Linked DNA regions of Homo sapiens: all the other regions are linked to region 1. Evidence: chromatin loops called from intact Hi-C (ENCODE). Cell type or tissue: A673. All regions are shown on one strand.

What was found. Hi-C counts contacts between places; a loop is a spot of excess contacts. Peaks named below come from ENCODE experiments on the same cell type or tissue, not always from the same donor. Only the 100,000 strongest peaks of a DNase experiment are listed, where the experiment ranks them.
Region 2: it touches region 1 in a loop (3-fold over the local background); 5 of 110 quality-filtered maps call a loop at or near these places.
Region 3: it touches region 1 in a loop (14-fold over the local background); 33 of 110 quality-filtered maps call a loop at or near these places.
Region 4: it touches region 1 in a loop (4-fold over the local background); 2 of 110 quality-filtered maps call a loop at or near these places.

The regions. Positions count from the first base shown.
Region 1 is chr3:130,274,267-130,279,266 of GRCh38, forward strand. It overlaps LOC105374106 (a long non-coding RNA gene), which reads right to left and starts at 2,437. Exons shown (of 2, transcript XR_924479.3): 1 at 2,350-2,437; 2 at 1,167-1,709. In A673, a CTCF peak has its summit at 2,100; a DNase peak (open chromatin) is centred at 2,115.
Region 2 is chr3:130,757,882-130,762,881 of GRCh38, forward strand. The region is part of intron 2 of LOC107986023 (a long non-coding RNA gene); the gene reads right to left. Among named protein-coding and RNA genes, the nearest start is that of PIK3R4, 14 kb to the left of the region's middle. In A673, a CTCF peak has its summit at 2,036 (motif pointing right); a DNase peak (open chromatin) is centred at 2,050.
Region 3 is chr3:130,536,353-130,541,352 of GRCh38, forward strand. All of the region lies in intron 1 of COL6A6 (collagen type VI alpha 6 chain), which reads left to right. Among named protein-coding and RNA genes, the nearest start is that of COL6A6, 22 kb to the left of the region's middle. RefSeq lists a silencer at 2,815-2,884. In A673, a CTCF peak has its summit at 2,868 (motif pointing left); DNase peaks (open chromatin) are centred at 1,579 and 2,839; H3K27me3 peaks cover 527 bases.
Region 4 is chr3:131,012,624-131,017,623 of GRCh38, forward strand. ASTE1 (asteroid structure-specific endonuclease 1) reads right to left here. Exons shown (of 6, transcript NM_014065.4): 5 at 3,521-3,716; 6 at 1,252-1,764. The coding sequence ends at 1,434. It also overlaps a transcript of ATP2C1 not described here. Among named protein-coding and RNA genes, the nearest start is that of ASTE1, 12 kb to the right of the region's middle. In A673, no CTCF peak of the experiment used is centred here; no DNase peak of the experiment used is centred here.

The DNA of each region.
Region 1 (5,000 bases):
GACAGTTCTGGAGGCTAGAAGTTCAAGATCGCAGCACAGAGGGCACTCTTCCTGGCTTGCAAATGACTACCTTCCCGTTGGGTCCTCACATGCCTTTCCTCAGTGCATGCTCATAAAGACAGCAAGAGAGAAAAGACCCAAGCTCTCTGGTGCCTTTTTTTTTTTTTTTTTTTATTTTCATTTGAGACGGGCCTCACTATACCAATATTGCCTTGGCTAGCCTCAATGTCTTAGGCTTAAATGATCTTCCTGCCTCAGTCTCCTGAGTAGCTAGGACTATAGGCATGAGCCACTGCACCTGCCTCTGGTGTCTCTTCTTATAAGCACACCACTCTTATTGGACTAGGGACCATTCGTATGACCTCATTTAACTTTAATTACCTCCTAAGGCCCTAAATACAACTATAGCCACATTAGGCGACCATATGAATTCTGGGGAAACACAAACATTCAGTCCATAACTGATCACAAGCAGCTGGTTTTCCCCCAGGGACACAGGATGGAGTTGCTCTCTGGTAAGTTCCTGGTTCTGTAAGTGTGACTGCTATAATCTGTGTGTTTCTCCACACAGTCTGGTGACATAGCAGGTGGGATGGAATCAGCTTTATACAAAATGTTCAAAGAAGCACATTTTAAATTCTATTTTTATAACAATCATTTTAATATGATCACAAAAGGATGACTGTGTTCATGGTAGCAAATCTATAAGACACAGAAATGCACATGGAAAAAATAAAGATCACCTATAATCTTTTCTCCCAAAGGTAACCGTTTTGATATAATCCAGGCTTTTTCTAATGAATGAATATACTATCTTCTTTTTCTTCCTTAACACAGTACAAGCAACTGATTTTTTGACGGGAATTAAATGGCAGATGCTCCATCCTGCCACAGAGCTGCTCATCATATGAATGGGTATATGCATTTCTCTGTTTTAGGCATAACTTCAGCTGCCTGAGCATAAAATGGCCAAAGTGATCTATCCTGAGGATGGTATTTGATTTGAACTGTGATTTATTTTCTATTTCTTATTCCCATTCTTCCCTTCCTATGTCCAGGAGTTGGGAACACCAAGGCAAAGTTTCAATAATAAGAAGATCATTGGGAAGAAACATTCAAGTGTGTTGATTGTCCCCACTTGTTAACTTAAGAAAAAACATAATTTATAAATTTAGAAGAGAAGAGGCTTTAATTCTTATAAAAGGTTACAGCCTGCAAGGTGGTTGTCCCACAGGCTGGGAAGCCTGCCTCTAGCCAAGACCAGAGACAGGCGTTTGGAAGGAGGAGGGGTTGGGGTAGGAGTTTTATGCTGAAAAGGTTGGCTAAACATACATGTTCAACAAGTTACAGGAGGAGCTGAGTATTCAAGAAAGTGGTCCTGACACAGGCATGTTAGATAAACATACATGTAACTTATGACCGATGTTCATTTTGAAATGAATAGATGAAATGTATTATACCTAGCCCCTATGTCAAAAGATCTTTTCAGGACATGAAGGTACACAGGTGTGCAGTCTCTGTAAACCAGCAAGAACCAGTCCATGGCTGGTGGTCTTCTCATCAGGAGAAAGTTACTGAATTCAGCCTCTTGTCCAGTCAAAGCTGTTTCTGGTCGGTGGAACAGGGGTTCAGTGAATCAGCATCTGTGAGCTGGATGAGTTGTAATTGTTTTAATACTGTTTATCTGGAGGCCAGTGCTTGTTTAGCTGCTGGAGAAAAAGAGAAACCTTGTGGCAGTTAGAACATAGTTGATTCTTTAAGTGCAGGAGTGTGTGACTTAACCCTTTGCCTGGTATGGTCTTAGGTCCTGTTTATAATTTGGTATCTTATTGCCATGAAAAGTCTCCTCTGTCAGTCTTATGATCCCTATTTTAACATTAATGCTGGTCAGTTGTGTCTAAACTCTAAAAGGAGGAGGTATAACCAGGCATGTCTGACTTTCCATCCCGTCATGGCTGGGAATACAGTTTTAAGGTATTTCTGGGGTTCCCTTTGCCAAGAGAGAGTCCATTCAGCCCGTAGGAGCTTAGGATTTTAAAGTTTACACATCCTTGGAACATTCATGAGATCCAACTGCAGTTCTCCCTGTGTTTACTAGGTGGCGGTATAACCCTTTCACGGAGGTCCTCTGACTCTCAACATAAACCTTACACTCCATAAATTCCGAGGTAGCAACAATATAGCCAAGGGCAGAAACAACTGTCTATTGTTTCAATATTCATACCCACTCTTACTGTATACACAGTTTATAAAGCACTTTCCCATGTTATGTCATGTATTTGCCCAGCCCCACCACTAAATCTGGGATGTTGGCATTGTTCATCCCCTTTTTGGGATAAACTATCTTACAGAAGTGATGTGGCTTGGCTCAGACCCGTAACAGAAACTGGCCTTGAACTCCTTTTTATCCCGAGACCAGGGCTCCTTGAGCTATACTGCATTTGTTCCAAACCGTTAGCTGCCACCAAAGAATTCTGAAAGTCAGAGCCACAGGGGTGGGAGGATGGGCTTGATTTCTGCCTCAGATTCCCTGCTCTTCCATCTGCTGCCCCCACCCCCACCCCCACCCCACCCCACCCTACCCCACCCCACCCCTGTGGTTCTGGCCTGGGTGGAAGTAGGAGTGGACTGAAAGAGAAGTTGAACTGCAGTGCAGGTCAGTTGTGATGGCAGCCTCGGCCAACCCCACAGGGATCTCTGGACCTAAGTGGGCTTGTGTGAGTTACCCCAGTGTGGGCTAACTTGGCTGGGTCTGTATCCCCTGCCTCCATCACCCAGAAGGGCATACCTGTGGACGTGGCAGCTCTGAAACTGTGGCAGGCTCTAAAGTCGACCAGCTGAAGCCTTTCTGCTCACAGCACTCCTAGCAGGTGGGGCAACAAGTTCTTCCTTGAAGCAGGAACTGCAGAGCACAAACCACACTCATCATAGTTCCTTTACCTGGAATGTCTTTTTGCATTGTTTTCAAATTTCCCTAGCTTCCAAAATCCAACAGGACACAACGAAAATCATTTGTGCAAGTTCTCAGAGATCTAGCCTTTGCATTCATCTCTAGCCTCACCTATGGTGGCGGTTGTTCTGACCCTCCAACTTTTCATTTGAGCAATACCATTTCCTGGAAACGCCATATTCCATTCACCTATGCTGTTGCCCTTGGTGATACTTTTGTGGGAAATGCCTTTATTTAATTTATTTACAAATATTTAATAGGCATCTATTATGTACCATATCCATTATCTGTGCCAAAACCCAGCTCAGCTCTCATTGCCTCTCAGGAAAACATCTCCCATTGCCCCCTTTCAAGAAAGAATTAATCAGTAGCTCCTATAGGCTGCCTTGTATACCCTTATCTTTTTGCCCTTTTCCCTCCATTTTACACCATTTGCCAATTAGTCTCCTTATTAGGCCATGAGCCTCTTCATCTTGGAATCCCCTCCCCAGGACAGGGCCTGACACTTCTCCCTTTAGTTCTGATATTTAAACTCCCTGCCAGTTTTCAGACTGTTAGAAATGCCCCACAGCCACCCCAACAGTTGGTTGCCTTCTATATCTCTTGCTCTAGAACAACTTTTTGCTTAGTAATTCTGCATTTATTTTTGTTCTGCATTTGTTTCAGACACCAGGGCATCTGCCTCCATCAGTCAATTGTAAAAAGGTTCATGTGTTTTTAAATTCCTCCTTGGATCTGTTATTTCATTAATTATAACCTTGCACTGCTTTGGGGATATTAATTTATCTGATGAAAGAATTGAGACCCAGAAAGTTCAAGTGGCATCAAATCTTACACCATGATTCAATTGGTAGCCTAAAATTAGAATTAAAATGTGTTTTGAACTGATTTGGCATCTGCTTGGTTCGCTCTGCAAAGTTTAAGGGTTTTAATCATTACGTGAATTGACTGCTTTGCACTTTTAAACATGTAGTGGATTTCACTGATCCTAGAAAAGTGGAGGGTTTGCGATTGGTAGGCTCAGAACTTGGTTCCCAGCCATGTATCAAAATGTATAAATGCATACAGGGATTTTCCCCAAGCTCTCCTGAGTGGAGATCATGCTGACTGTGTACTATTTATGGTTCTTCCTTTAATTTCTGACCTCTTGTGATCTCATGGTGGATTCTTCGTTTAACTTTTGAATAATCTCAAAGGTATATTTGTAATACAGCTGGAGAGTCAATGTTGGGATTACGGTGTTATGGGAAATACCAAGACTGGGGCATGTGAATTCAGCATCTGGTTCCCTCCGCAGCTTTCCTGGTGACTTCATAGAAGATACTCTATTTTTCTGGGCTTTGGTCTTTTCTGTCTGAGGAGACTGGAGAGGAGAGAAACATTACTTGCCCCTTTATCGTCTCTCTAAGTTCTGCAAACAAAAGCATTCCTTCTTTAGCTAATCTCTTAGGAAGCTAAAAGATGCAAGCCCAGCAGAGGACAGGAGAACCACCCAGCTGAACCCAACCCAAACTTATGACCCACAGAATACTGAGCTAAATAAATGGCTGTTGTTTTAAAACACTAAGTTTTGGGGTAATTATTAATTTCAAAAAGTTGTGACTGGGCTTGCTCATGTGTCTAGTCAGCTACCAGTCTGTTGGTCAGTTGGCTGGCCTAGGATCAATTCCTAATGATAAAAAAAAATAAAAATTGTATATATGTATTCATGTAATAATATAGCCTCAAAATACTTAAAACACCAATGAAATTAGATTAGAAAAAGCATTTAGAAGCAGAATAATTGGAAAGGAAGACATAATATAGTTTCTATTCATACACAATATGAATACATATCTAGAAAAGTAAAACATTCTAAGAGAACAGCAATGTTACAGAAAGAGTCTTCTCCATCAGCCTAGAGCCTGCGGTGATCATTCAACAGCTGACCATGATGGACACAAAATATGATTGAGAAAGAAACCTTTGTTTTTGTAATCCACCAAAATTAGGGGGTTGTTACTGAAGCATTTCCAGGCCTGTCCCCAGAGATACAGGTATAGAGAAATGG
Region 2 (5,000 bases), 480 kb after region 1:
ACCCACACCCACACACACCCACACCCACACACACCCACACCCACACACACCCACACCCACACCCACACACACCCACACCCACACACACACGCACACACCCACACACACACACACACACACACATACAGAGAGAGAATTATCGGTAACAGAGGCTGAGAAATCCTGTCTTATAATTTTAAGACTCTACAAGTATTTAGAATACTTAAACTGTAGGGGGAGGAACCAGAATTATCGGTAACATAATAGAGGTTGAGAAATCCTGCCTTATAATATTAACACTCTACAAGTATTTAGAATAATTAAACCGTAAGGGGAGGAACCTATAGAAAACATCAACTTCCTACAAGTCTTCTAACTATAAGATTTTATTTGCAATGTGGTATTTATATATGGCATGGTCTACAAATAGCAAAGATCATTTCCTAGGCAAATTTTCATTTCGTATATAATATGCTGAATGTCAATTCTCGGTGAACAAAAGAGTTTATCAATATACATAATCCATGATTTTTACCTATCCTACATTTCCACACTTTGAAGGCATTTTGCCATCGTCTTTTTTTACCCTTGTGTGGGTAACTTATTTGTGTACTACTTGGAAGAGTATTTGTCTTAAAAATTGCTTTATGTTAGTTTTGACCATCCTCTTACCTGTCCTGAAACCTAAGCTCAAAGAAAATAAACAATTTTAATGTAGAGCACAGAGATATCAATATAATTTCCTTAGGAAGTCTTGGATGATTCTCTCTTTTATTAAATGTTATACATGCTATATAACCCTGTCTTTGCTGCTTCTCCTTTTTCATATTGGTCATTCACTAAGCACAAGAAGACATCTAATTTTGAAGAGCTGGCTTTCTAGTAAAGATGAAGCTGAAGGGTTTTCCCCTCCCCTCCACAGCATGTTCCACTGGGTGCACACAAAGCAATTACAACTCATGTCAGCCCTTTTCCATGTGATAGCATCAGCAATTTTGCCCAGGGCTTCTTTTCTGATGAACAGTAGCAGAAATAATGGCCTAATTCACTAAAAACAAAGCAAAACAAAAAACATTATCCCTGTTGCTTTCTCTAAAACAATGCGATATTAACCAAAGTCCTTCCTAATTAAAACAAAGCTATCCAATTATGCATTTTAATACTGTGAGGATTTTTAACAATATCAAAGTGAAAAAGATTCATTAGAAACATATTAAAAACTAGGCCATGCGTGGGTGGCTCACGCCTGTAATTCCAGCACTTTGGGAGGCTGAGGTGGGCGGATCACTTGAGGCCAGGAGTTTGACACCAGCCAGAGCAACATGGTGAAACCCCATCTCTACTATAAAAAAATACAAAGTTAGCCAGGCGTGGTGGCCCCCACCTGTAGTCCCAACTACTTGGGAGCTGAGGCAGGCGAATCCTTTGAACCTGGGAGGCAGAGGTTGCAGTGAGCCAAGATCACACCACGGTACTCCAGCCTGGGCAACAGAGTGAGACTGTGTCTCAAAAAAAAAAAAAAAAAAGAAAGAAAAAAGAAACAAAGAAAAGAAAAAGAAACATATTTAAAAATGAGGAATTAACCTGAGCTCAGACAGAAACAAATTCTGGTCTATTTGAATTTCTTGTGTTTTAAATATATTTCCAAGTTATTTATGGATCCCAGGAGAGTCTACTTTGTCTTTCAGTGCTGGTACTATCACAATTTGACATATCCTCAAGCCTTTAAATGTAATTTTAGGAGAGATGCTTTAAATATCCTGTTAACTTCAGGAAATAGTGGCGCCATGTTTATTTCAACGCGAGGAACAATGAATTCTTTCTTGAAGTACATTTCTGAATTTCTCTGGGGTTCAATTTATTTTCCACATACCCGCCAAAATAGGAATAATCATATCTCTCTACATTAAAGAATACAAGATAAAAGACCTTGTAACATTTTATCATGTTTAAAATAAAGCAGTAACAATAAATAGTTATGCAACAAGAAAACAACTTTTTATCCTAGGGGCAGAAAGAGGGCAAAAAGTTTCTGAAGAATAGAATTCCACTAGAGGGCAGTGCACCCCAGTGGAGGCTCAGAGCAAATGTGCACAGGACGTCTGATTAAGAAGTTATGTGGCAAACACGGAAAGTGTTTGTGATATAATATTACTATAAATAAAACAGCTACAGGAATTTTTTTACATGACTTCAGATGCTCCTTGAAAATCACATATGTTTGTGGTCAAATATCGTGCAGTATTTGAGAACATGATCTTAGACCTGGGGTCATTCCTCTGTGCACCACTGTCCTTGGATGAGTTGTTTAAAATCTCTTGAGTCTCAGTTTCTTTATCTGTAAAGCCAGAGGCAATTACAGATACCACATAGGACTGTTGTGAGCATTAACAGGGATCATATATATATAAAAGTCCAGCATGGAACCAGGCATATAATATTGCTCAGCAAAAAAAATCACAGGATGATGATGACAAAAAATACTAAAAAGGAAAATAAAATAATTTTAATTATTGGAGTAGGTTGTTTAGAGATTTATTGCATAGTATATCTTATTTACATTTACAATGGAGAGCTTGTGATGGAATATATATTTTTATTGACTGTAAATGAAATTATTCTCATCGATGAGAGAATAATTCTATTATTCTCTTCAGCATTTTAAACTCCAGAGAGAAAAATTTTCATGTAGCTACAAAATGTTATTTTTCTCATTTTAATGTCTAGAATATCATTATCACATTTTTGCTATTTCTTTTCATTTCCTAAATGAATAAACTGTCAACACCCAAAGGAAAAAAAATGGAATATACAAATAAGTTATCTCTGAATCCTTTTAAATATTATTCCTCACAAGTTATGTAGCCTTGGGATAGTATAGTATATTTCTCTTAGAACTCTCAGTGTAAGAAAATTTCATCTGATGAAAAATAGAAATATGTCAAATATGACAATTACTCTTTACAAAATGATTGTTTAAATATGAGTTCCTGTAATCATTTAGGAATTTCTTTACAAAATAACTACATGTTACAGAGGCAACAGGGCATTGTAACTTAAGGCTAAAATACTCCATCACTGACAATGAAAGGTCATTCAGAAATAAAGATTGAATGTCTCTGAAATTATAGTATGAATCAAAGTGGAAATATTTAATTTATAAAATTTTGATTTATACATGTCCCCTCTGTTCTTAGCCTTTTAAAAGTAGCTGACTCACCCACCTATCATGTGAAAAAGATCAACTAAAAGCCAGCCCCAGGCAATAACTGTCATCACAGGCATTTGTCAAGATTACACCTACTATTCCTACATCATGGCTGCATCAGTGTTACCCAGATGACCGATATCACCATCATCACCAACATCTCCACTATAACTACTACTTCCTCTGACTATATAAACTTATTGTTCACTTTTTTCATCTCCCTATTTATTTGACCTCACCTGGCCAGTTAAGAGAGGAAATTGGTTAGGAATTTCCTGTACCTACTTGAATTCTAACCTCAGATGTAAATGACAACACATTCTTATGAAACTAAGGGTGGCAGTTACCCAAATCCGTGTCTAAACCAAGGATAGATTCTTGGAACATCAGGCTTTTGATAACCACTAGGAAATATCATCAGACCAGGAAGCTGAGGAGCTGTCCCCCTAACCCACCTGCCCATCACAAATGAGCTCTAATGGAAGATGGCTGAATAGAAGGCTCCACACTGATTGTCCCCCACAACAGGAACACCAAACTTAACAACTATCTACACCCAAAAAGCACCTTCCTAAGAACCAAAAATCAGGCGAGCACTCACGGTACCACGTTTGAACTTCATATCACTGAAAGAGGCATTGAAGAGGGTAGTAAAGACAGTCTTGAATCGCCGATGCCACTCCTCCCCCATCCCCCTGGCAGTGGCTGCATGGTACAGAGAAAGAATCTGTGCACTTGCAAGAGAGAAAGAGCAGCGACTGTGAGACTTTGCATTCAACCCAGTGCTGTCCTATCACAGCAGAAAGCAAAACCCAGCTGAAGTCAGCCAGTGTGTGCTGAAGGAGGGAGCATCTAGATGAGCCCTAGCCAGAGGGAAATTACCCATTCCCGTGGTCAGAACTTGAGTTTCAGCAAGCCTCATCACCACGGGCTAAAGTGCTCTGGGGCCCTAATAAACTTGAAAGACAGTCTAGGCCACAAGGACTGCAACCCTTAGGAGAGTAATAGTGCTGAGCTGGTTTCGTAACCAGTGGACTTGAGGGGTACACCACCTACTAAGAAGCCAGCCGAAGTGGCTAAGAGAGTGCTTGTGCTATTCCTCCCATAAACTCAGGCAGCACTGCTCACGTTCCAAAAGAGACTCCTTCCTTCTGCTTGAGGAGAAAAGAGGGGAGAGTAAAGAGGACTTTGTCGTGCATATTGGGCCAGCTCAGCCACAGTAGGATAGGGCACTGGTAAGAGTCATAAGGCCCCCATTCCAGGCCCTAGCTCCCAGACAACATGTTGAGACACACCCTGGGCAAGAAGGGAACCCACTGCCTTGAAGGGAAGGGCCCAGTCCTGGCAGGATCCATCACCTTCTAGCTAAGCAGCCCTTCAGCCCTAAATAACCAACAGTGATACCCAGGTAGTATACCAGGGGCCTTGAGTAAGACTCTGAGATGAGCTGGATTCAGGTGAGACCCAGCACATTCCCAACTGTAGTGGCTACGGTGAGAGACTCTTCCTGCTTGAGAAAAACAGAAAGAAAACTAAAGGGGGCTTAGTTTTGCACATTAGGTACCAGCTCGGCCACAGTCAGGTAGAGTACCAAGTAGTCTCTTGGGGTTCCCAATTATAGGCCTTGGCTCTTGGATGGCATTTCTGGACCCACCCTGGACCACTGGAGAGCACATTTCCCTTAAGGGTGAGTCCTAGGCCTGGCAGCATTTACCACAAACTGACTGAATAGTGCTTGGACCATAAGTGAACATCAGCAGTAGCCCGTTAGTACTCCCAGTGGGCCTGTGGTGGTAGTGGCTACAGGGTGAGG
Region 3 (5,000 bases), 260 kb after region 1:
ACAGTGGGTCAGGCACTGTTCCAGACTCCAGGGTGCAGCCTGCAAAAACACATACCTGCCCTTGTGGTACTCACATTCTTATGAGGAAAGACCATAAGCAAGGAAACAAATATTACCACAATAGATTCGCTGACGAAGACAAGTCCTCTGAAGAGAAATAATAGTGATTGGGAGTAGACGGGTAGAGAAGGGGAAATTATTTTCAATAGGGTGCTAACCAAACGTCCCTTTAAGAAGGATGTAATATTTAAACACACATCTAAGGAAACCAAAGTAGCAGAAACTGTGAAGGCCCTCAGGTAGAACAAGCATGTCCTGTTCAAGGAAAAGTGAAATCAGTGCAGCTGGAGTGGTGAGAGAGAGGAAGGAGATGAAGTCAGAGGATTAATAGGGCCTAGACCATGGAAGGCCCTGATGAACATGGAAAGGGGTTTTGAGTAGATGTGAAACTATCTCATTTTTAGTTTAAAATGAAGCACACTTGAATAATATGTAATTGGCCAGAGTGGAAGCAAGGAGTCCAATTAGAAAGCTTTTGCTAGAATTCAGGTGAGATGATAGTGTCTTAGATTAAGGTGGAAGTAAAAAAGGTATTGACGAATGGCTGGATCTGAGATCTAATTTTTTTAAGTAAAACTAACAGTGTCTGCTCAGGGATGTGAAAGGAGATGAGTTAATTATTCCTATGTTTCTAGCTGAGGAAACTTGGTGAGTAGTGGTACCACTTACTGAGATGGCAGTCATATTCAACTGTGCATTATTTAACAGTTAATTATTTTTTAGTGTATTTGTTACAGCTCAGCAATTAGATTGTCTGTTTCCCTTAACACAGTTAGGGACACTACATTCACATTTGATTGATTAGTTTGTTCTAGCTCTATCAATTAATAGCTGTGTGACTTTCAGCAAGCTACTTAACCCTCTAACTCAATCTCATCTGTAAAGTGGGTCTGGTACTCATCGGGTTGTTGAGACAATTAAGTGTGGCTCTTAGAATAATGGCTGGCACTTAGTAGTGCTCAGTAGTAGCTGTTATTCGTTCCAGAAACACCCCCACACCCCACCAACTGTAGCCAGTCAGCCCAGGGATCTTATGAGTTTCTCTCTACTTAGTTTGCTCAATGCAAGGTCAGACTATTTTTCAAAGGTACTTAATACTTGAGCTAATAGAGAAAATCCATGCTAGCTTTCAAATGCTACCCTGTGTGAATCTCTTTAGTTGTGTTTTGCTTTTCCAAGCCTAAAACTTAGGTGGTCAACAATTAGCAGATATTTGTTGAATGTCTACTTTGGGCTTAGCTGCTGGGATATTCAAGAGTACCAGTTAAACCTCATTTTTCCTGCCATGCATGCTTTTGATTTAGCTGTAATGAATATTTTATCAGTGACCAAATATTTTATTACCTCTCTAGTCCTTTGGGTATTGCTGGACAGATTTCAGACTAGCTGATGTCATTATTGGCCGTTATAAATTGTGTCAGTATGGCTGCCCTTTTGTATCTTGGTCAAATACAGAAAAACAGCAACTTGGAGATACAGAGCCTCTATTCAGACTTAATGGGATTAGCTGTCAATGGCAGAAATTCACAGCAGTTGGTATCCATTCATTGAGAAAGAAGACAACTTAAAGAAATTTCCAGTGAAAGATAATTACACACAGATTATCTGGTACATTCTAACACATTAGATAAAATTCCTTCATCTGCAGAGAACTGGATAGCATGCAAAGCTTTGCCTCAAGGAAAGCAATATGATATAGTGGAAAAAGCACTGGACTCAGATCAGCAGGACTGGCTGTGACCTGAGGAAATGCTCAACTTTGCCAAGACTTAGATGTTTCCCTTGTAAAAAATGAATAAAAAATTATACCTACTTTACAGGGGTACTCTCAGGGTTCAGGGAGATAATGGCTGTGAAAAGACTTGGAAATCTGCAAAATATTATACCTAAGCAAATGTTATACAAGCCTGTAGACATGTTAAGAGTTGAAAATGTGATAAGGAAAGACTTTAGGAGAGAGAGTAAATAAAGTTCCTTGCCAGGCGGTGCCTTTTCTAGGTTACTCACAAGCTGTCCCATTGTAAAGATGGCAACAAAAATAAAAATAATGACAACAGCTAACATTTACTTAGTATCTGCTGCAAAGAAGATACTGTGCCAACTCGTTTACACACATCAGTTCATTTAACCCCCAAAACAATTCCTTGAAGTGGATGTGGTTACTAACACCATTTTATGGATGAGAAATGGGTTCAAAGCAATTAAATTACTTGCCTAGTCATGCAGTTTGTGGGCTATAGAACTAGGATTTTAATTAGGCAGTCTGATGCCAGAATCCATGAGTTTAACTACTAGCCTACACAGCCTTACAGGTGGATCCTAGTATAATTGGAGTGTGAGCTCAGTATTGCCAAGTCATTTTCAGTGGAGTGATTCTGCCTGTGCCTCGAATTTGTCCCACACCTCCTATCCCCTGCTCAGAATTTCTCTCCTATCTCTACTATTTCATGCTATCCTACAATCATAGGTGCTAGAGGCTACATTGGGTAATGCTTGCTGCTGTAGCTAATAAACCTAAAAATGTATACTGATGCACACACAATAGTAAGTTAAATTATTACTGATTTAACAGAAGTAGGTCTGTAAACACATTCATGGGGTGGCCCCTGTCCACACAGCCATTCAGGTCCCCATGCTGAGAGTAACCTTGCCATCCTCAACATTTGGTGCTTGAGATTGTCTCCATTCCAGCCAATCAGAAGGGGAAGAAAGATTGAGGTGCCCCCTGTGGGAATTTCTGCTGAGGTTGCATTGGCTGGCACTCATTTAGCCATTGCAAGTGGAGCTAGAAAATATAGCCCCCTGCTGGCCGCCATGGCTCAGTGACAACTTCTCAATGTGGAATGGGCAGCACTAATTTTTGGTGAACAACTAAGAAGTGTCAGCCACAGAGATTATGGTTATTGCTAGGTGGTTTTTCATTGATGAAATTTTATTTCTGGGCTGGGCGCGGTGGCTCACGCCTGTAATCCCAGCACTTCGGGAGGCCGAGGCCGGTGGATCAAGAGGTCAGGAGTTTCAGACCAGCCTGACCAACATAGGGAAACCCCGTCTCTACTAAAAATACAAAAATTAGCCGGGTGTGGTGGTGGGCGCCTATAGTCCCAGCTACTCAGGAGGCTGAGGCAGGAGAATGGCGTGAACCCGGGAGGCGGAGGTTGCAGTGAGCCAAGTCGCGTCACTGCACTCCCGCCTGGACAACAGAGCGAGACTCCGTCTCAAAAAAAAAAAAAAATTTATTTCTTTGAGTTCCTTTAATTGGGTTCTGCAGTACACCATGAAAAATTATGGGCTCAAGGAAGGTTCTTTTGATCAAAATATGCTCTTCACTTCCTTGTTTCCTGCCACACTAATACAAAACTTATTACAGATGACCATCTCAGTGGGACAAATACTCCCTGCAATTGTTTCATACCTGCTGTCAGCATTTAAATGAACTGGAGGCTTAATTGCCTGATCTCTTTCCTTCAACAGTATTTAATTCTAAAAATTTTGAGTTTTTTAAAAATATACATTTATTGGATTTCAGGTACATAGAATTGGGTTAATTCTAACCCACAGTTCATTACATACTCATTTATGGGTCCTTGCAAGAGGTTCTATTTATTTGCTTATTTGTTAATAATAAACCATAAACCTCTACCACATGAAAACTGGAATGTTGATAATAACATATCTACAATGAGTTTATTTTCAGTCCTTTCTCTCTGCCCCCCACATCCTATGTAACTACTATCCTGACCCTTATGGTTATTTCCTTTTTAAAAATAGACGACTTTTTTAGAGCAGTTTTAGCATCACAGCAAAACGGAGCTGAAGGACAGATTTCCCATATATCCTCTATCACACATACATAGCCTCCCTGATTATCAATATCCTCTATCAGCGTGGGATATCTGTCACAATTGATGAACCTGCCTACGCTGGCACATCATCACCCAAAGTCCATAATTTACATTAGGGTTTACTCTTCATGTGGTCCATTCTATGTGTTTAGACAATTTATAATGATATGTGTTCACCATCATAGTATCAGAATGATTTCACTGACCTACAGATCCTTTGTGCTCTGCCCTTTTTTTCTTTTTTAAAAAATTTAATTAAGCTCCAGGATACATTGCAGGATGTGCAGGTTTGTTACAAAGGTAAACATGTGCCATGGTGGTTTGCTGCATCTATCAACCCATCACCTAGGTATTAAGCCCAACATGCGTTATCTCTTTTCCCTAATGCTCTCCTCCCTGACCCCACCCTCCCTCAACAGGCTCCATTGTGTGTTGTTCCCCTCCCTGTGTCCATGTGTTCTCATCGTTCAGCTCCTACTTATAAGTAAGAACATGAGGTGTTTGGGTTCCTGTTCCTGCATTAGTTTGCTGAGGATAGTGACTTCCAGCTTCATCCATTTCCCTGTAAAGGATATAATCTCATTTCTTTTTATGGCTGCATAGTATTCCATGGTGTATATGTACCAGTTCTCTTCATCCAGTCTATCACTGATGGGCATTTGGGTTGATTCCATGTCTTTGCTATTGTGAATAGTGCTGCAGTGAACATATGTGTGCATATATCTTTATAATAGATTTTTTTATATTCCTTTGGGTATATGCCCAGTAATGGGATTGCTGGGTCAAATGGTATTTCTGGTTGTAGGTCTTTGAGGAATCCAATGTCCAGAATCTACAAGGAACTTAAACAAATTTACAAGGAAAAAAACAACCCCATTAAAACGTGGGCAAAGGACATGAACAGACACTTCTCAAAAGAGGACTTTTATGCAGCCAACAAACATATTTTTAAAAAGCTCAAGATCACTGATCATTGGAGAAATGAAAATCAGAGCCACAGTGATCAGATTGGCTTTTTTCACTTAGCAATAAACACTTGAGTTTCCTCCATGTCTTTTCATGGCTTGATAGTTTTTAGTGCTGAATACTATTCCA
Region 4 (5,000 bases), 740 kb after region 1:
AGATGTACTTGACTACTCTTTTCTTGATTCTTCTGGGAGTAACCATCTCTTTGGAGATGGTTGTTAGTAAGGTTATAAAAATAACCTTACTGAGGAACTCCCATGCAATCCTCTGAAAATAATAAAAATTTCCTTATTTCAAGAACTCTTATTTAACAAAGTAATTGTTAGGGTTGAATACTCTAGGGGCAAATGATTTATTGTGCCTTTTGTAAAAGTCAACACTTGGCAGGTGTGTGTTTGACACTGGCTGATGCTGGGCTTATTTCTCTAAGAGTATGGTAATTCTAGTAAAGTAAAGAAAATTGTTTATCAGATATTAGGAACTGTACATAGGCCTGCTCAAAATGGCAGCTTTAAAGCTACCTTTAGGGCTATTCCTGATGGAATATACCAGTGGGAGAGTACAGAAGGAAGAACACAATTTGTATGAATACAAGTAAAATGAAGGTTGAGTATATTTTCAGATCTTGCCCAATGCATTTATTCTACTTGGTTCTCTTTATTTTCAAGTTCTCATTTGGAACTGGCCGGCACTTTCAGAACTCTGGGTATTTCTAATTTTAGCAGCCTCTATTTGGCAGTATTTTCCAGAGCAGTACCTTTTAAACTTCTTCCCTACAGTCCACAGTAAGGAATATATTTTACACAATCACCTAATACATGATATGTATATCTGATATTTTCCATTCTAACTTTTTCATTAAAAAATGCTGGGTATGACTCATTAAATACTTTCACATCTCATTAATGGGTCAAAATCTGTAGTATAAAGAGGGCATAGGGTCTGGTATTGCTGCATATATCTCTTGATATTTTCACTTCTCACTGTTTCCTCCTTCTCCAGGTCTAACAGCTCAGGATGCTGTTTCTTATTTGGCTGAAGCCATTAGTTTCAACTTCTCCTTTAAAACCTGGAGTGCACCTAAAGTGCTCTTCAATCCTGTCATGGTCTCATTGACTAAGTACTTACTTTTAGTAGAGACAGTTTTCTGTCTGGCATCCTCACTTCTAACTTTCATTGGCCAGACTTCATACTAAAGTACAAAGAGGAAACTGTTTTTAAAACTTTTTGAAATGATAACCAGCTGCTACTTAAAGGCAATAATTGAGTGAGACTTCTACTTTCTGAGAATGTAGCTGGCTAAATTGCTGCAATTTAAAGCATATAGACTATATTACCATTAACTTGCTGAAATGGAACATGAGAAGTATAAACATGGTTTCAAACATATTTAGAAATACAGAAGCTTCTTAAATCAGGTTGTATTTATTAAAAACAAAATACAAAATAACTTGGAATTCAGATTATTGTGATGTTTATCCCCTAACAGGTCAGTCCTAAAGAAAAAGCTAATTGTTTCAAGGGTGGTAACGGAAGAATTTTAAGTAAGGATTATATTAAATACATCTAGTTTGATGCAAACTGAGTTTTATTCAATGTTGGAGGCCTCACTATGTTCCTCTAAGTTTTCAACCATTAACAACCCAAACCGGTTGTTTCCCTCATACCAACACTTGGTGTGTGCAGTGGTTCTCCCTCTGTTCTTAGAACAGCTGGTATTCTGTTTCTTCTGCCTTTTTTTTTTTGAATTTGATCTACCTTTTGGTAGGAATATTTCAGCGGGGGCATATGACCTTGTGGCATTGAATAGATATTCATAAAGTTGCTTAGCCTCAGGACATATGCTCAGGAGACTTTCTACAGAGGTCGATGCTAGCAGTTGCTGGCATAGTCCGTGCACCAGGCTTCCACTGTACAGTCTGTTCAAAGCAAGAAAAAAGTATGTTGTTAAAGAAGTAATTCAGTGCAACAGGATAACTACCATTGACATAGCTTCAACAAATGCATCTAAACAATGAGAGCTCTTATTGCTCTATAATATTATCGAAATTACTTAAGAATAATCTGTTCTTTGAAGGAAGGAACTGAGCTGGTATGACAAAGATTCTTTGCTGGTGATACTTAAAAACTTTTCATCAACAAATTACGTGATGCATGCTTAGTGGTTTTGCAGCTAGCCCCAGACTGAGCAGGTGTCTTTAACAAACACTTTAATTTTAAAGAAAAGGAATTTAAAAGGACCCTGATAAACCAAACAGGCAGTTTGTTAGAATATGAGAAAATTTATTGGCATCATTTGCAAGGTCATTCACTGAGACTAAAAACCTACTTCACAAATAGAAGATGGGATTAATTGGAATCCACAAGTTTATTATGGACAAAGCTGATAAACTGGTACCTTAGCAATCCATGTAGAACCATCATTTAATCAGTGTAACATCTCTGTGTAAAAAGCCTTGGTTATGCTAAGATTCAAGAACAATCCTGCTGTTTAAATCATTATTAAGAGAACTGTTTTGTTTTGCATTTCCTGTTTTGTTTTAAAAGGATTTGTGGTAACTAAAGAGGATCCAGTCAAGAATGGCCTTAAATTATTAAACGAAAGAAATAAAGAATCCAGGGGTCAAAGGCCAATTAGTCTTATTTGTGTTAGCTCAGATATAAGGCCCAGAGATATATTAACAACACTGTTTACTGCCAGGAGGCTTTTTACCTTGAAACATGTAAAGTCCCACCATATTTTGTATGCGTCCATATATCCTCATTCAAAGTATTGAAGGCACTGGGGCTGCAACAGCAAATAAAATAGACAAGCCCCTCCCCCCACAGAGTTTACATCTGAGTGGAGAGACAAACAAAACACAATCTATCTCCTTTTTATCTTCATCTCTCCCTCAAGTACCTCCTGGATGGTCAATTACCAAGATGTCCAATCCATTGATCCTATCACTTTTTTCACTGCTCCACACCCTACTGCTGCTGTCACTTCTTTTTATCATACCCAGCTTAAACTCCACAGACAAACATTATAATTACTCTGTGGCACATAGGCTCAACTCCCTTATTGTCCTTCTTGCCTGGTAAAGCAAACATCCTAGGTTAAGTTCACTTGGGCATCTACTCATCATCTCACTTAGAATGAAAGCTCCATTAGAGCTGAGATTCTGTTTTTGTCCCTACACCCTAGCACAGGGTAGGCATTTAATATCTGAATGAATGAGTAAGCCATATGCCAAGTGGTAAGAAATGCAATTAAAAAAAAATAGAGTAACAGGACTAGAGTGAATGAGGGTAGACAGTGTGTCTCACTAGGGTGGGTTATCAGAAAAAGGCTCTACAAAGTGACATTTAAAGACTGAGAGGAAAGGAGAGAGTTGTATCCTACCAATGATTGCCTCCCCTCTCCCACATATTAATGTATTACTTAAAGGAACTGATTTTTTAAAATTGGATTGAATCATGGAAACATTCTTTGAGAATATGGAAATAATTTAATATTTTTCCCGTTTCCAGCTCTTCAGCTGTAACAGTGACTCAAAATCAATTACATTAAGATTAGTTTTTTTTTGTTTTGGTTTTTTTTTTTAAGTAACTTTGTTGCTTTAAATATAAGTGAAAATACTGTATTTACTTTTGTGTGCTTCCATCTGAACTAAAGTTTCCCATGGTGCTTACCGAGTTAGGTCTGGCTCTGGGAGAGGAGTGGACAGCAGCTGGTTGAGATACATCCCCATCTGGAGACAGGACTGCCACTGACAGAAGATGTGAGCTGTGTCTAAGTCCAGTCTTGTGCCCAGCCGTGTCTGCGCCTTCACTCTTTGGAACTCTGCATACAACATCTTAGCACCATCTTCCTGCAGCTCTTCCTTACCTAAATAAAGAAACAGCCCAAGGGCAGTATTTCTAAAAGCACTGTAACAGCTTTTCATTTTCTCCACATATACTACAAATTCTATAAAGAAAGAAATTAATTTAAAAAAACTAAGATGTTTTTCTCTTCTGGCTTCATAAATGCCTTGCTGTATAAATTGAAATATTGATACTGAACTGTCTTTTTAATGATGACCTAACTTTATTCAACCCATCGGAATTTACTTTTTCCCTGAAATAAGATCTTTTCCACTGGTCTACTACCTGACCATAAACATGTCTGCATTTGAATTCTCTAAACCCTAAATCTGTGTCTATGAAAAATACAAATGACTATTAAATATTATTCTCTTTACTGTTCTCTTTCACCGAAACTCCCAAGCTGTGGTGCATTTGTGTTAAAGAAACAACCTGTGTGTTCAAAACACATTTTGACCTCTGTGTTTTATAGGAGGAAGCTAAAGTATGACTTGGAGAATTTGGCAAATAATCATTTTCTTTTCATAGTAGAGGATAAGGGGCAAGAAGCAACAATCCTAGGAAATAAGGAATGTTGTGTGTTTTTAGCTGTAAGTTTCTACAGATTTGTTTGGGCAGGGGTGCACAAAATAACATCTGGACCAATTTGAAAATAATAAAAAGGAGGCCCACCTTTTACCAACTAGCGAGGAGCAAGACACTGAGCCTGCCTGGGTACAGGGTCCACATTTCCTAAAAGAAAAGAAACAGACCCTTGACATGCCCCTTCTCTTGGACTCAGGTAAAAACTTAATAGGCTTGTGCTCTGAGAGCTTTCTTATACTGTATTTATTATTCAATCAGAGGAAATACTCTAAACCTGTGTTCATAAAGCAGCAGTGGGACTTAACTGATTTGTTTTGTGTTAAGTTGGCTGTCATATAACAACAGTCCCTCTGACAGCTGTCAAGCTTGAGCCTTAATACTTTAGAAACAGGAATCCATGCTGTTTCATTCTTTTATCTAACTTATTAAAATAGTAAACTAGAGTAGCACGATCTAATAGAACTTTCTGCAGTGCTGTCCAATACAGTAGGCTAGCCTATAGCCATATGTAACTACCTGACACTTGAAGTGTGGCTAGTGTGACTGAAAAGCTGAATTTTTAATTTAAATGGAATTTAACTTTGGCCATGTGTGGCTAGTAGCCACCATATTAGATAGTACTATTCCAGAGTATAATTATTATGCATGTTTATACAGTGTTAGAGCATTCATAATCTTTAAAGAGGATATTCCACTGAAGTATTAAAGTGTCCCAGTGTTT